Regions from separate parts of the Homo sapiens genome. Here region 1 is linked to region 2. The links are chromatin loops, found by intact Hi-C in ENCODE. Cell type or tissue: K562. All regions are shown on one strand. Each heading gives the region's core, and the rest is flanking DNA. Links, peaks and the distances in the headings are about the cores only. Region 1 overlaps PIEZO1 (piezo type mechanosensitive ion channel component 1 (Er blood group)). Region 2 holds the start of SNAI3 (snail family transcriptional repressor 3).

Evidence for each region. Peaks named below come from ENCODE experiments on the same cell type or tissue, not always from the same donor. Only the 100,000 strongest peaks of a DNase experiment are listed, where the experiment ranks them.
Region 1: it touches region 2 in a loop (1.9-fold over the local background); 7 of 110 quality-filtered maps call a loop at or near these places.

The regions. Positions count from the first base shown.
Region 1 is chr16:88,769,832-88,772,331 of GRCh38, reverse strand. The region is part of intron 1 of PIEZO1 (piezo type mechanosensitive ion channel component 1 (Er blood group)); the gene reads left to right. Among named protein-coding and RNA genes, the nearest start is that of PIEZO1, 14 kb to the left of the region's middle. RefSeq lists enhancers at 1,194-1,777, 1,778-2,361. In K562, for the core only: a CTCF peak has its summit at 1,397; a DNase peak (open chromatin) is centred at 1,311; H3K4me3 peaks cover 1,904 bases.
Region 2 is chr16:88,678,620-88,690,347 of GRCh38, reverse strand. It overlaps SNAI3 (snail family transcriptional repressor 3), which reads left to right and starts at 3,841. Exons shown (of 3, transcript NM_178310.4): 1 at 3,841-4,017; 2 at 8,634-9,254; 3 at 11,719-11,728. The coding sequence starts at 3,942. SNAI3-AS1 (SNAI3 antisense RNA 1) reads right to left here. Exons shown (of 4, transcript NR_024399.1): 4 at 3,162-3,557. RefSeq lists silencers at 474-648, 3,561-4,020, 4,071-4,230 and enhancers at 7,689-7,948, 8,199-8,488, 8,679-8,858, 8,503-9,324, 9,249-9,368 and 1 more. In K562, for the core only: a CTCF peak has its summit at 5,027 (motif pointing right); DNase peaks (open chromatin) are centred at 3,787, 4,157, 4,732 and 4,997; H3K4me3 peaks cover 1,153 bases.

The DNA of each region.
Region 1 (2,500 bases), core at 1-2,500, 86 kb before region 2:
AGAGCCTGCTTACCTGTCCCAACCCCCGGCTCACTTGCTGCCATGATACGTCTGGGATTCTGGGCCCTCCTTCTGAGCTTGGACACAGACTTGGGACTTCAGCGCTGGACACAGGTGCTGGATCTGGGGTCTCAATGGCACCAGGGATGGTCATTCTGACAGCCATGCCCAGAGTCTCAGGAGGGCCTGGGGCCGCAGGTGGACAGGCATCCTGACCAGAGTCTCAGGAGGGCCTGGGGCCGCGGGTGGACAGGCATAGAGTCTCAGGTGGGCCTGGGGCCGCGGGTGGACGGGCATAGAGTCTCAGGAGGGCCTGGGGCCGCGGGTGGATGGGCATAGAGTCTCAGGAGGGCCTGGGGCCGCGGGTGGACGGGCATAGAGTCTCAGGTGGGCCTGGGGCCGCGGGTGGACGGGCATAGAGTCTCAGGAGGGCCTGGGGCCGCGGGTGGACGGGCATAGAGTCTCAGGAGGGCCTGGGGCCGCGGGTGGACGGGCATAGAGTCTCAGGAGGGCCTGGGGCCGCGGGTGGACGGGCATAGAGTCTCAGGAGGGCCTGGGGCCGCGGGTGGACGGGCATAGAGTCTCAGGAGGGCCTGGGGCCGCGGGTGGACGGGCATCTGGACGTCGGCTCCACTAGTGTCACCTCTGCAACCTTGTCCCACCCAGCACCTCCCTATGGCCCTGCTCTGACTGTGGGCTGAGGGGGACCCCCATGGCTAGCTTGGGACCTCCGCTGGACACTGTCATAGGGCACTTGTCGAGTGGCCCTGCTGAGGTTCAGGCTTGGGCGTGTGTGGCCCCTGAGCCCAGCAGCTGCGTGAGCCGTGGGGAGCCGAGCCCCCAGTCAAGAAAGCTGTGTGCTCCTTACCCTGCCTGCTGGGCTTGGGGCCTGCAGGGCAAGGGAGGCGGTGGGATGGGAGCCCCGCCTGGCCTGGTTTCTTGTTGTCGCCGCACTCCTAGCTGTATGTAGTCAGATGAGGCTCCCAGTCCTGGCTCTGCTGCTGAGCACCATTGGGCCGGTGGTTGGGTGAATCTCTCAGCCTCTCTGAGCCTCCAGCACTTCGTCCTTAAGAGTGGAACTGGTCTGGACCTCCCAAGGGGGGGTCACTGGGTGCAGAGTTCCTGCAAGGCTGGGCCCGGTGCCAGTAGCGGTCGCTCTGTGGGGCCTTTCGCACGGTTGATTTTTATCTCCCTGTGAGATTAGCGCCTGCCCTGCTCTGCCTCACGGCTCTGGCTCTCCGGGACTGAGACCACCTGCTAAGTGACAGGGGCGGAAGGACCTTGCAACACAGAGCAAGACGTGATAGGGTGGAGCTGCTCCGCCCAGGCCCCGCCTGCAGATGAGAGGGCCCAGAGCCTCTTAATCCCCTGCGCTCAGGGCATGTGACGGCAGGGAGTCTCTCCAGTGCCGCCCACCGGATTCCTATAGTTAGAGCTCCTCGCCCAAGCCCCCAGGGCACCTCACTGGCCTCCCAGGTGAGGACATGAGGCCCAGCGACTCTGGTGGTGGCTGGTGTCACCTATGGCAGGGCCGCGCGGGGCCCAGTGGAGGACGCCTGGCCCGGACCTGACTGCTCCGTGGGAACCGTGGGGCGTGCTCAGGGTGACTTGGTGCGGCTGGGCTGCCAGCCGGCCTGGCTGAGTCACTGGCAGTGAAGGCACCAGGTGGTGGACGTGCTCGGCAGCTGGCGGGAGAGTACCCCCACCCAGGACCGTGTTCAGGCTGAGGGGGAAGGGAGCGGCCCAGGCAGGCACCGCCCATGGCGGGGCCCCCGCACTAACGGCCACCTCTCCCGATGGACTGCAGTTCTGGAGCCGCCCCTGAGGAGAACGCCCTGCTCAGTGTCCTGGCAGACTCTGGACTCTTCACCGTGCCATCCTCGCTACAGCCTGGCCAGGCAGCCGCTCCCGTCCCCCCACCCCACAGACAGGAACTGCAGACTCCTAAAGGTCGAGCCAGCTCCCAAGTCCATAGCCAGAAAGTGATGCAGGCGGGGCCCGGCTGGGGGGCAGGTGTGACCGGGTCATGGGGGAGCGGGCTGTGCACAGGCATCAGGCTGAGAGGTCTCGGGGATACGTCCTGGGAGCCGCCTGCCAGGCGTCCTGTGGGGCTGCCTGCAGGCCTCCTCTGGCTTTGGCAGGTTCTGTCCCGACAGACCGAGGCTTGGGAAGACCGGATTGTGCACTCTCTGCCTGGAGAGAGGGTGGGGAGGGGCTGGGGCGTGTGGGCAGGGAGAACACCCTGGGAGGCATCAGTCCTCTTCCCTGGGGACGGGCCATGCGTCAACAGTCCCTCACTTCCTCTCTCAGGGGCAGAGGCGTGGGGGTCCCGAGCCTCCAGGTTGGAGTAGGTTAGGAGGGCCTCAGAGCCCCCTGCTGCCCCGCCATGTGGCATTGGAAGGGGTGTGACCCCCTAGGGGATCTGTTAACCACACTCCGCCCCATGCCGGCCTCTCTGTTCCCTCTAACCTGCGCAGGAGCAGGGCCAGCTCTGAGCTAG
Region 2 (11,728 bases), core at 3,738-6,237:
AGAGCACAGGGCTGCCAGCCACCTGGCACTGGCACTGAAAGCCACTTTCGCTGGGGGCTCTGAAAACAACCCTGTCTGCCTCTCAGAACCCCCATATCACACAGGATGTGTCCACTGAACCCCAGCTTAAGAACCACCCTTCCTGGCCAGGTGCGGTGGCTCACGCCTGTAATCCCAGCACTTTGGGAGGCCAAGGCAGGTGGATCACCTGAAGTCAGGAGTTGGAGACCAGCCTGGCCAACATGGTGAAATCTTGTCTCTACTAAAAATACAAAAATTAGCCAGGCATGGTGGCACATGCCTGTAATCCGAGCTACTTGGGAGGCTGAGGCAGGAGAATCACTTGAACCCAGGAGGTGGAGGTTACGGTGAGCAAAGATCACGCCACTGCACTCCAGTCTGGGTGACAGAGTGAGACTCCGTCTTAAAAACAAAAAAAAAAACAAAAAAACAAAAAACCACCCTCCCTCTGACAATCCGGCCCTCAGACGGTGGTGTGGGCAGCCATAAACAGTAGTGAGTTCCCCTTCACGGAGGGGGACCAAGCACACAGTGGCGCCCGGTCTGGCTGGATGTTGAGATTTCAAGCACTGGGTTCAAGTTTCCATGGGCCCATGACCTTGGGCCGCATGGGATTGTCCCTCGATGTCTGCCTCCGCATGGGATGTCTGCCTCGATGAACTGCCTTTGCTCCTACAAGAGGGGCCATCTCTCTGAGTCCAAGGACAAGCAAGGCCCAGCTGCCAGACTCTCCTTTGAGGGCCTGGGTCTTCACCTGAGTGTCTCCACTCGAGACAGACAGGGCCTACGTGCCCCCAGAGCATGGGGCAGGGCCTCTAGAAAGGCCACACTGTCTGCAAGCTCCTGCTTCTCTTCCATCCAGTTCAACAAGCCCTGCTGAACCCCCAGCATGCACCTGACCACAGGCGGGCATTGTGCAGGTAGCAAGGGCTGAGCCCCTCCTGGTCTAGCTCTCAAGGACTGTGTTCTAATTCGGAGTGAGGGTTTCCAAGGTTTGGGTCATAAAGCCCTATGAGTAAAAAACGAGCAGTGGCTCCCGCCTGTAATCCCAGCACTTTGGGAGGCCAAGGCAGGAGGATCACTTGAGATCAGGAGTTCAAGACTAGCCTAGCCAACATGGTGAAACCCAGTCTCTAGTAAAAATACAAAAATTAGCCTGGCATGGTGGTGCACACGTGTAATCCCAGCTACTTGGGAGGCTGAGGCAGGAGAATTGCTTGAACCTGGGAGGCGGAGGTTGGAGTGAGACTCCATCTTAAAACAAACAACAGTCAATGGTGACAGAGATGTCTACCGTGTTGGATACCTGTGTGCACATCTCCAGACACTATGGTTACAGTCACTGTAAAACCAGAAAGGCAGGAAGACATACGTGTAGGAAGGATGAAAATGTCAACATAAATGGAACTCTAACCGTTTTTGCCCTGACCGGCAATTCTTGGGGTGGGCTACCCACTGGAAAACCGCTCTTGGGTGTCGGATGGAGGCAGATGGGAGGGGCCAGGCTGCCGGGCCCAGCACAAGTCATCATCCTGATGTCCTAGATGTCCAGGGAAGGGGGCAAGGACCTGGGTCGCCTGCTGCAGTTCAGGAGGGCGGGTCTAGCAGGCTGTGGGCCGTGGGTTTCCCCACTCAGGGGCACGTCAGTTTAACCCCCAGAGCCAAGCTGCCGGCAGTGAGGAACGGAAGACACGGAAAGGATGGAGACGGCCGCCCTCCCCCAATCCCCACCCCCGAGGCTGCACCTGTGGGAAGGGGGACGCTGATGTTTCCCTCTGTGGGGCCTTCTTGGGTCCAGCCTGGACACCGCCCTGTGCATCACAGCTGAAGAGTGAGTCTGCAGCCGACTTGAGTGTCCCTGGGGGGCAAGTTGTTGCGGCAGCCCTGGGACCCCACCCCAAAGGTGCTCGCAGGCCCTCTAGGGCGTTCCCGGGATGAGATCAGCCATTCTCCTCGGGAGGGCTACAGCAGCCCTGAGTAACACCAGGCTCTAGCTGGGATTAGGAGATAAGCTTGCTGGGGCTTGGCGGGTGGCCACACAACGGGTAGGTGGGCGGGGAGGGACGGTGTGGGTGGAGGCTTGGCTCAGGTATCTGCAAGCGTTATCTGTGTCTGCGAGGGAGAGAGAGAAGGAAGGGAGGCTATAAATAGAAACCTTTCCAGGCGAGGAACAGGTGAATAAGCAGAAGGCAGGCATGTGTCCTCTGAAATCTACACTCCCGGCGTGGTGGTGCCAGGCCATGCTTGCAGGAGAGGCGGGCACCTTCTTCCAGGGGCACCTCCACCTGTCCTTCCACTCCCCCTCACCAAGTGGCAGACAAGCTGGAGTGTGGCTGGGTCCCAATCCCACTGTGTCCTAACCTCTCACAGCCTTGGTCTTCTTTTTTGTTTTTTTTTAATTTTTTGAGACAGGGTCTTGCTCTGTTGTCCAGACTGGAGTGCAGTGGGGTCATCATAGCTCACAGCAGCCTCCACCTCCTGGAGGCTACTGCAACAAGCAATCCTCCCTCCTCAGCGTCCTGAGTAGCTGGGACTGAAGATGGGTGTTGCCACGCCTGGCTAATTAAAATAATTTTTTTTTTTTTTTTTGTAGAGACGGGGTCTCATGTTGTTTTTCAGGCTGGTCTCAAACTCCTGGGCTCAAGCAGTCCTCTTGTCTCAGCCTCCCACAGTGCTGGGATTACAGGCGTGAGCTGCTGAGCCCAGACTCACAGCCTAGTTTTTTTTCATTGGCAAAGTGGGGCTGATACTAGCCCAGCTTTTCACACCCTGGACGTGTGATGTGGGACGTGGGATGCTGGTGTGGCACGGCCCTCCTCCCTGCTGTCTGTCCCTCAGAGCTTCCATGGACTCACCACCCCCCACCTTCTCCACCCCCGGCCCACAGGGGGCAAAGGCCACCCAGCTCTGAGGTGGAAGCCCTGCTGGGGAGGCAGGCCGGCGGCACAGCCAGGGACACCCTGTGTGCACGCCAGCCCAGAGACGGCCCCACCTGGCCCCCAACGTTATGAAATGTCCATGTCAAAAGAGACCCAGACACTGGACACAGCGGCTCCCAGCTTTTTATGACCCTGAGGGCTCTACAGGACCACAAAGGAGGGAAACGGATTGCCCAGGTCACACGTGCAGCTGTTGCAGAATTCACGTGATTCACCGGTTTTATTAAACTTCCCATAACCATGTCTGACCCCCTGGGAATTCCAGAATTCCAGGCCAAGTCCTCCGTCCCCCAAAAAACAGCTTTCTGGAGGCACTGGACAAACTCCTAAAGGGCTGACTCCAGTGGGGGAAGCCTTCGGAGACTGCAGCCCATCCAGAAAGGACCACTGTCTCCAGGCCACCGGTCCCGGGCCTGTTCCAGAGCCGCCAGTAGGGCTGGTCACTAGGGTCAGCTTCGTTTCGCCTGGGCTCTCCCCATCAATCCTGTCCTGTGAGTTTGCAGAAGGGATGGGGAGGCGAGGCCAGGCCGCAGAGTGAGCGTCATTCTCCGCAGCAAGGGTTCTCCAAGGACCGCGCTCGGCCGACGCTTCCACATTCTGTGGAAGAGATTCTCGCTCGGTTTCCACACAGCTTTGAACTCTGCCCTTCACTCACGGCGAGTGGGTGGCCAGGCCCGACGGGTCGGTGTGTGACTCGGCGGCGCGCACGCCAGAGAATTCCCGTGGGGAGGACACCGGCGGCCACGCGCTCCCCGCCCCGTCCCGCCCGCGCACCTGTCCTGGGCGTGTTGCCCGAGACCCCGCCTCGCCCTCAGTTCCGCCCCCGTGGCCCCGCCCCACTCGCGCCGGGCGCTGGTTGGCGGAGGCGGCGCGCTATGCTAATGAGCCTGACCCCTTCAAGCGCCGGCGGACGCAGCAGTCCGGACCCAGGCGCGCCCCTCCCGCCCCAGCCCACCCCGGCCTGCCGCCCGGGAGGGGAACATGCCGCGCTCCTTCCTGGTGAAAACGCACTCCAGCCACAGGGTCCCCAACTACCGGCGGCTGGAGACGCAGAGAGGTACTGACTACCCGATCCCCGAGCCCCTGCCGGGACTCGACCCTGAGGGGCGGGAGAGAGAGAGAGGCCCCTGGGAGCGGGGGCTGGGGAGACACCTGTCCCAGGTGGGAGGAGAAGGAGCCAGCGCCTCTGCGCAGCGGCTGCGGCTGCAGGGAGGGAGGTGGCCCACGGGCGCCTCCACTTCAGGGCACTGAGCCCCGCCTCCGGCAGGGCGGGCGGGATTCTCTCCCAACTTGGAGAAGTTTTCTAAGTTTTCTAAGCCCCCAAGTCTCCCTGGAACTCACCCCTGATATACAGCCGCCCGTCCCAACCACTACAGCCCCAGCTAAAGGCACCCTGGAGTCATCTTCCTGGCGCACACGTTTGGGAGGGGTCGCGGGGTGGTGGGTGGGAGGGAAGGAGGGCCGTCTGGGGCGGCCCGGCTCAGGGACCCCCGGAGCATGCTGACTGGGGGTGTAAGCACAGGGGATGGTGAGAAGGACACATGGGCTCTTTCTGGTGCAAAGGCACTGCCCCTCCTGCATTCAGTTCAGGTGAGCCTCCGCCCGTGGTCTCCCTCCCTCCCCCACCTCCCTTCACCCCAGAAGCCCTCCTGCTCACCCCGGCAGGCTTGCCTGGGCAGGCTGGGCTAAAGGGCTGCAATCCTCCACACACCGGCTAGGCTGGGGAGATGGGTGCCCAGCAACCGGGCTGCCCGTTCATTCCCACTGCCTGCTAGGCTTAGGGACACGAGAGAAGAGGACTCTGTCCTTCAGAGGACAGCCTGCCACACGGGCGGTGAGAGCAGTCCCCACCTGGCTTGGCAGCTTCTTGGGACAAAGGCCCACTGAGGGGCGCCGGCGGACGCGGTGGTCGGGACTCACGCTCTGTGGCCGGTGGGGGAGAGCAGGAAGGGCGCTGTTGGGGCTGTGGCCCCCAGCAACACCGCCAAGAGGCCTTTATCCCAGCTCAGAACCCAGAGTTGGGGATGGGGGGGATCCCACCTGGACCCACACCCGAGGCCCGGGCTGCCACCAGGGGGTGCCAGCTAGGACCATGCTTTTCAAATGTGCATTTTGAAATCAGTTTCATCAGTCACCCCCAGCAATTTTGTAAAATAAAATAGAGCAGAAACTGCCGGAGTGCCTGGCTCATGGTGAAGGACACTGGCTTCTGTTATGTGTATGTGGATGCGCATGTGACTACACATGTGTGCGGAATTTACATGGGTAATAGTTGCAAGTTTCAAAGTGTTGCTTAGGGTCCATCCCAGTGTGCAAATCTGGGTAGCTGTGCTGGGCCCAGTGGGCAACTGTCGTGAGTAGCCGTGCTGCCCCGCAGTGCTCTCTGCTCCCCGCCCCCGCTCCCCTCCTCACTGTAGCCCCAGCTGCCTGGCTTTCTGACAGCCAGGGGGCCCTGGCAACTTTCTGCCAAGATGTTACCCCAGGATAGACCTGAGGTGCTGGGATTTGGGGCCCCTCAATCTCTCCTTTTAAATAAATGGCTCCTATGGCTCCCCAGGGAACCCCTGAAGCCAGCAAGGTACTTAAACAGTCTCTTCAGCTGGGTGTGGCGGCTCATGCCTGTAATCTCAGCACTTTGGGAGGTCGAGGACGGCAGATCACTTGAGGTCAGGAGTTCGAAACCAGCCAACATGGCGAAACCCCGTCCCTACTAAAAATACAGAAGTTACCCCGGTGTGCTGGCGGGTGCCTATAATCCCAGATACTCAGGAGGCTGAGGTAGGAGAATCACTTGAACCCGGGAGATGGAGGTTGCAGTGAGCCACGATCGCGCCCCTGCACTCCAACCTGGGCGACAGAGCGAGACTCTGTCTCAAAACAAAACAAAACAAAACAGTGTCTTCTCCCCAGGATCTGGACCGCAGCATGAATAAAAAGGCAAGCAAAACCCAGAGAGTATGGGGAAAGCATTTAAAATCCCAGCAGAAACACATGGTCAGCCTGACGGGGCGAGACTGTCTCTTGCCCCGTCCTGCCTCTGGGCTCAGCCACTGGGCCCACAAACAGGGTCCTGGCTCTGTGACAATACCTGGAGGCAGAAAGGTGGCCATGTCTTAGAGATGGAAAAAAGAAATGGTGACTTTTTCCTGCAGAGAGGCCCCAGCAAAGCCGGGAAACCTGGGGCTCCCCCAGTGCTGTCTCCCCAGAACTCTCTTGGACGCTGCCTCTTAGCCTGTCATTGCCGTCACTTCTGGGTGGACAGAAACCTGATGACTCTGTAATTAGGAAAACTGAGGGTGGGAGGAGGTCAGGTCAGGAGAGAGTGGCAGATGGGAGGCGTTCCTTTGAATCCCCTATTCCTCCTCATCCTCACAGCACTGGTTATTGTCAATTTTTTTCAGTTCTACTGGGTGTGAGCATCTCATTGTGATTGCGATTTGGGCTTCCCTGATGGCATTGAGCATCTTTGCATGTGTTCATTGGCCATTTGTGTATCGTCTTTGGAGAAATAGTTATTCAGATCCCTTGCCCAGGCCGGGCGCAGTGGCTCACACTTGTAATCCAGCACTTTGGGAGGCTGAGGTGGGCAGATCCCTTGAGGCCAGGAGTTTGAGACGAGTCTGGCCAATGTGGCAAAAACCCGCGTCTACTAAACATACAAAAATTAGCTGGGCATGGTGGCAGGTGTCTGTAATCCCAGCTATCAGGAGGCTGAGGCAGGAGAATTGTTTGAACCTGGGAGGCGGAGGTTGCAGTGAGCTGAGATCACGCCATTGCACTCCAGCCTGGGCGACAAGAGTGAGACTCCAGCTCAAAAAAAAAAAAAAAAAAAAAGGCCAGGCGCAGTGGCTTATGCCTGTAATCCCAGTACTTTGGGAGGCTGATGCAGGCGGATCACAAGGTCAAGAGTTCGAGACCAGCCTGGCCAACATGGTAAAACCCTGTCTCTACTAAGAATACAAAAATAAGCCAGGCGTGGTGGCGCATGCCTGTAATCCCAGCTACTTGGGAGGCTGAGGCAGGAGAATTGCTTGAACCAGGGAGGCAGAGGTTGCAATGAGCCCAGATCGTGCCATCGCACTCCAGCCTGGGTGACAGAGCGAGACTCCATCTGGGGGAAAAAAAAAATTAGCCAGGCATGGTGGCGCACACCTGTAGTCCCAGCTACTTGGGAGTCTGAGGCAGGAAAATCATTTGGACCTGGGAGGTGGAGGTTGCAGGTTGCAGTGAGCCGATTTCACGCCACTGCACTCCAGCCTGGGAGACAGAGCAAGACTCTGTCTCAAAAAAAAAAAAAAAAAAAGGGTGGGGGGCCAGGTGCGGTGGCTCACGCCTGTGATCCCAGCACTTTGGGAGGCCAAGGAGGGTGGATCACGAGGTCAGGAGATCGAGACCATTCTGGCTAACACAGTGAAATCCTGTCTCTACAAAAAAAATACAAAAAAATTAGCCGGGCGTGGTGGCAGGCGCCTGTACTCCCAGCTACGCAGGAGGCTGAGGCAGGAGAATCGCTTGAACCCAGGAGGTGGAGGTTACAGTGAACCGAGATCACGCCACTGCACTCCAGCCTGGCAACAGAGCGAGACTCCGTCTCTAAAAAAAAAAAAAAAAAAAAAAAAAAAAAATCCCTTGCCCATATTAAAATTGTATTATTTGTCTTTTTATTGTCGACTTGCTAACATCCTTTATATGTTCTAGTGTTCTAGATGCTATTCCTGATCAGAAGTCTGATTTGCAAATATTTTCTCCTATTCTATGGGTTGTCTGTCTCTACCCAAAGCCTCAGCATGGAGGTAGAAACAGAGCCAGAGATCCATTTTAACACATATAGAGTAAGAAAGGGATTGAGGGCTGTTGGGAGATTTTGGCTTTGGGGACATACAGAGTTTAACTCTTACCTGCAGACTAACCTGTTTATCTGGGGGCTGCTGCCCTTACATGGATCACCCATGTGGTGTGCAGTGTGCCAGCCCCCAGATAGAGGAAACACCGTCCTGGGGAGGAGCCCAGCCGGGGTAATTCTGAAAGCCCAGGCCAGAGCACCCCAGCCATGTGGCTCAGCTGCATTCAGAGCACAGTAGAGTGGGCACTGGTCAGCGGCCAGGGAGGCTTCTGAGCTCACTGCCTCGTTATCCACAAAAGGAGATGCCCGAGGGGCGACTGTGGGGTGACTGGAGGGTGATTAGTTATGAGTGGGCTGATTTTACACTCAGCCGGCACCTTGCTGCCAAGCGTCTGACTGATGGCTGCTGCATGGGCACCTGGAGGATGCCGGCCCAGGCTGGGACCCCTCCAGAGGTGGGTGGGGCTCATCAGAGGGTCCTGCCCAGCCGAGGCGTAAAGGGCCCTCCTTTACCCACGAGGCCTGTTTCATGTTCCTGAACACAAAGGGTCCCGTCAGATGTTTCTTTGTGTTTAAAGAGGAAGTGAGATTCGCTCTCTAGACCGCGGGGCCTTCTTGTTCTAGATGACTCCACTCCTGGCCACGCTGTCACTTCCCTGCACAGCACCGCCAGCTCCCTTGCAAGCTGGGTCTGCATGCAGGTTCCCGGCTACACCTCCCACGCCAGGCTGCTGATGGGCTGTGACTGGGTCCACGAATCAGAGTTGGAAAACACAAAGTGCTGGGGATTCAGTCTTCATCTTTCTATTCTCTCCCCTCCACCCCTCTAGAAATCAATGGTGCCTGCTCTGCCTGTGGGGGGCTGGTGGTGCCCCTCCTCCCCCGAGACAAGGAGGCCCCTTCTGTGCCCGGTGACCTTCCCCAGCCCTGGGACCGCTCCTCGGCCGTCGCCTGCATCTCCCTGCCCCTCCTGCCACGGATCGAGGAAGCTCTGGGGGCCTCTGGGCTGGACGCCTTGGAAGTCAGCGAGGTCGACCCTCGGGCCAGCCGGGCCGCCATTGTACCCCTCAAAGACAGCCTGAACCACCTCAACCTGCCCCCACTGCTGGTGCTGCCCACACGGTGGTCCCCGACCTTGGGCCCAGACCGGCACGGGGCTCCGGAAAAACTGCTTGGGGCTGAGCGGATGCCCCGAGCCCCGGGCGGCTTTGAGTGCTTCCACTGCCACAAACCCTACCACACGCTGGCCGGGCTGGCCAGGCACCGGCAGCTGCACTGCCACCTGCAGGTGGGGCGTGTCTTCACCTGCAAGTACTGCGACAAGGAGTACACCAGCCTGGGTGCCCTCAAGATGCACATCCGCACTCACACGCTGCCCTGCACCTGCAAGATCTGTGGCAAGGCCTTCTCCAGGCCCTGGTTACTGCAGGGCCATGTCCGCACCCACACAGGTAGGACAGGGTGAAGGTCTGCAAGGACGGTCTGGGCTGGGGGAAGAGGGTGGGCTGCGGGAGTTAGAAAAGGAGGAGGGGTGATTTTATAAACAATAGCATGGGCATTCACATTCAGCTTCTGCCTTTTGACTTATCTGTACAAAGTCCCACAGACCACAGACTAGAGGCCAGAAGTCCAAAATCCAGGTGTCAGCAGGGGCCAGTGCAGGAGCCACGCCTGTAATCCCAGCACTTTGGGAGATTGAGGTGGGAGGATCACTTCAAGCCAGGGGTTCAGGACCAGCCTGGCCAACAAGCAAGACCCCAGTCTCTACTAAAAATCCAAACAGCTGAGTGTGGTGGCACGTGCTGGTAGGCCCAGCTACTTAGGAGGCTGAGGCAGGAGGATCACTTGAGCCCAGGAGGTTGAGGCTGCAGTGAGCTGTGGTCATGCCACTGCACTCCAGCCTGAGCAACAGAGTGAGACCCCAACTCAAAACAAAAAAACAAAACAAAACAAAAAAACCCACCAGGCATGGAGGCTCACGCCTATAATCCCAGCATTTTAGGAGGCAGAGGTGGGTGGATCACCTGAGGTCATGAGTTTGAGACCAGCCTGGCCAACATATGAAACTCTGTCTCTGCTAAAAATACAAAAATTAGCCGGACGTGGCAGTGCACACCTGTAATCCCAGCTATTCAGGAGACTGAGGCAGGAGAATCATTTGAACCCAGGAGGTGGAGGTTGCGGTGAGCCAAGATTGCGCCACTGCCCTCCAGCCTGGTGACAGAGCGAGACTCTGTCTCAAAAAAAAAAAAAAAAAAAAAAAAAAAAATCAAAAACATAATGCCATTAAAGTACAAAAGTGGCCTGCCCTTCCCAAGAGCCGGCCAGCAGCCTCTGCCCGGGCTTTCTGTCAACCTCAGCGTGCAAAGAATAAAAACAGAAAGGAAGAAAGGGCGCCAGGAATAAGCTTCAGTCTCCACATCAGGCCCAAAGGTTCACACTTTTTTTTTTTTTTTTTTGGTCTGAGGCAGGGTCTCACTCTATTGCTCAGGCTGGAGTGCAGTGGTTTGATTGCAGCTCACTGCAGCTTTGACTGCCTGGGTTCAAGTGATTCTCCTGCCTCAGCCTCCTGAGTAGCTGGGTCCACAGACATGCATCACCATGCCCAGCCAATTTTTAAATTATTTGTAGAAACGGGGGTCTCGCTATGTTGCCCAGGCTGGTCTTGAACTTCTGGGCTCAATCCATTTTCTCACCTTGGCCTCCCAAAGTGCTGGGATTACAGGCATGAGCCACTGTGCCCAGCTAGTTCACACTTTTTCTTTTTTTTTTTTTTTTTTTTTGAGACAGAGTCTCACTCTTTTGCCCAGGCCGGACCATAGTGGCTCTATGTCAGCTCACTGCAAGCCCCGCCTCCTGGGTTCATGCCATTCTCCTGCCTCAGCCTCCCGAGTAGCCGGGACTACAGACACCTGCCACCACGCCCAGCTGATTTTTTGTGTTTTTAGTAGAGATGGGGTTTTCACCATGTTAGCCAGGATGGTCTCGATCTCCTGACCTCGTGATCCACCCGCCTCGGCCTCCCAAAGTGCTGGGATTACAGGTGTGAGCCACTGCGCCCGGCCTGCTAGTTCATACTTTTTCTAACTGGAGGTTCCCTACCCCCTAAGTCATGACTTTTGTGACTGGGACCCTCTGAGTCACACCTGGGTGCAGGCCAGAGGGAAGGCCTTTTCCAGGTCTCTGGGAAATCCTTTCTGGTTTTTCTCAACTCTTTGATGACGACACCCCCCACACACCCCCTTTCCGTGCCAAAGGGCCCTGGGGCTTGGTGCCCTCAGCCTGGGAGTGAGGAGTGTGGGGAGGCCCTGCGGGAGGCTGGCCTGGCCAGGAGCATGCCCAGTGTCCCACCAGCAGGAATGCAGGTGCTCTGGGCCCCTCAGGGGCTGCAGGCTGAGGTCTCTCAGGACTCTATGGGGCTACAGGAATGAACAAACGATTCCCAGTCACACTTCCCTTTACAGGTGTTGGGCCAAGGTCCCAGCAGGACTTTGTCCAGATCCCCTGTTGTCCTGATGGGAGGTGGTTCCTAAATTCTGCCTCCTCAAGGTCCACAGCTCTGCCCCTGCCCTGGATTCTGCTGGAGCTGGCCAGACCCCCCCACTTGCCTGTGAGTGGCCAGAAACAGCTGCCAGAGGCCCCCAGTGCTTCTCCCGTCCTCTCCCAGTGGCCAAGGGCCCCGGGAGGGCTACTGCAGCAACACTAGGAGATCTAGCACCTGTGGCTGCCTGTGCTCCTGGGAGGGGCTTCAGGTGATGTGGCGTGCCACCCCGTCCCCACACAGCTCAACCTTGGGTGCTCTGGCTGTGAGCATTTGTGGGGAAGGGATGGGAGTATCCATTGATGGGCAGGGTGGGTGCTTTAGCCTTCACTCCATCTTCCATGGTGTCACTGGCCGCCGCCTTCCTCCCACAGGGGAGAAGCC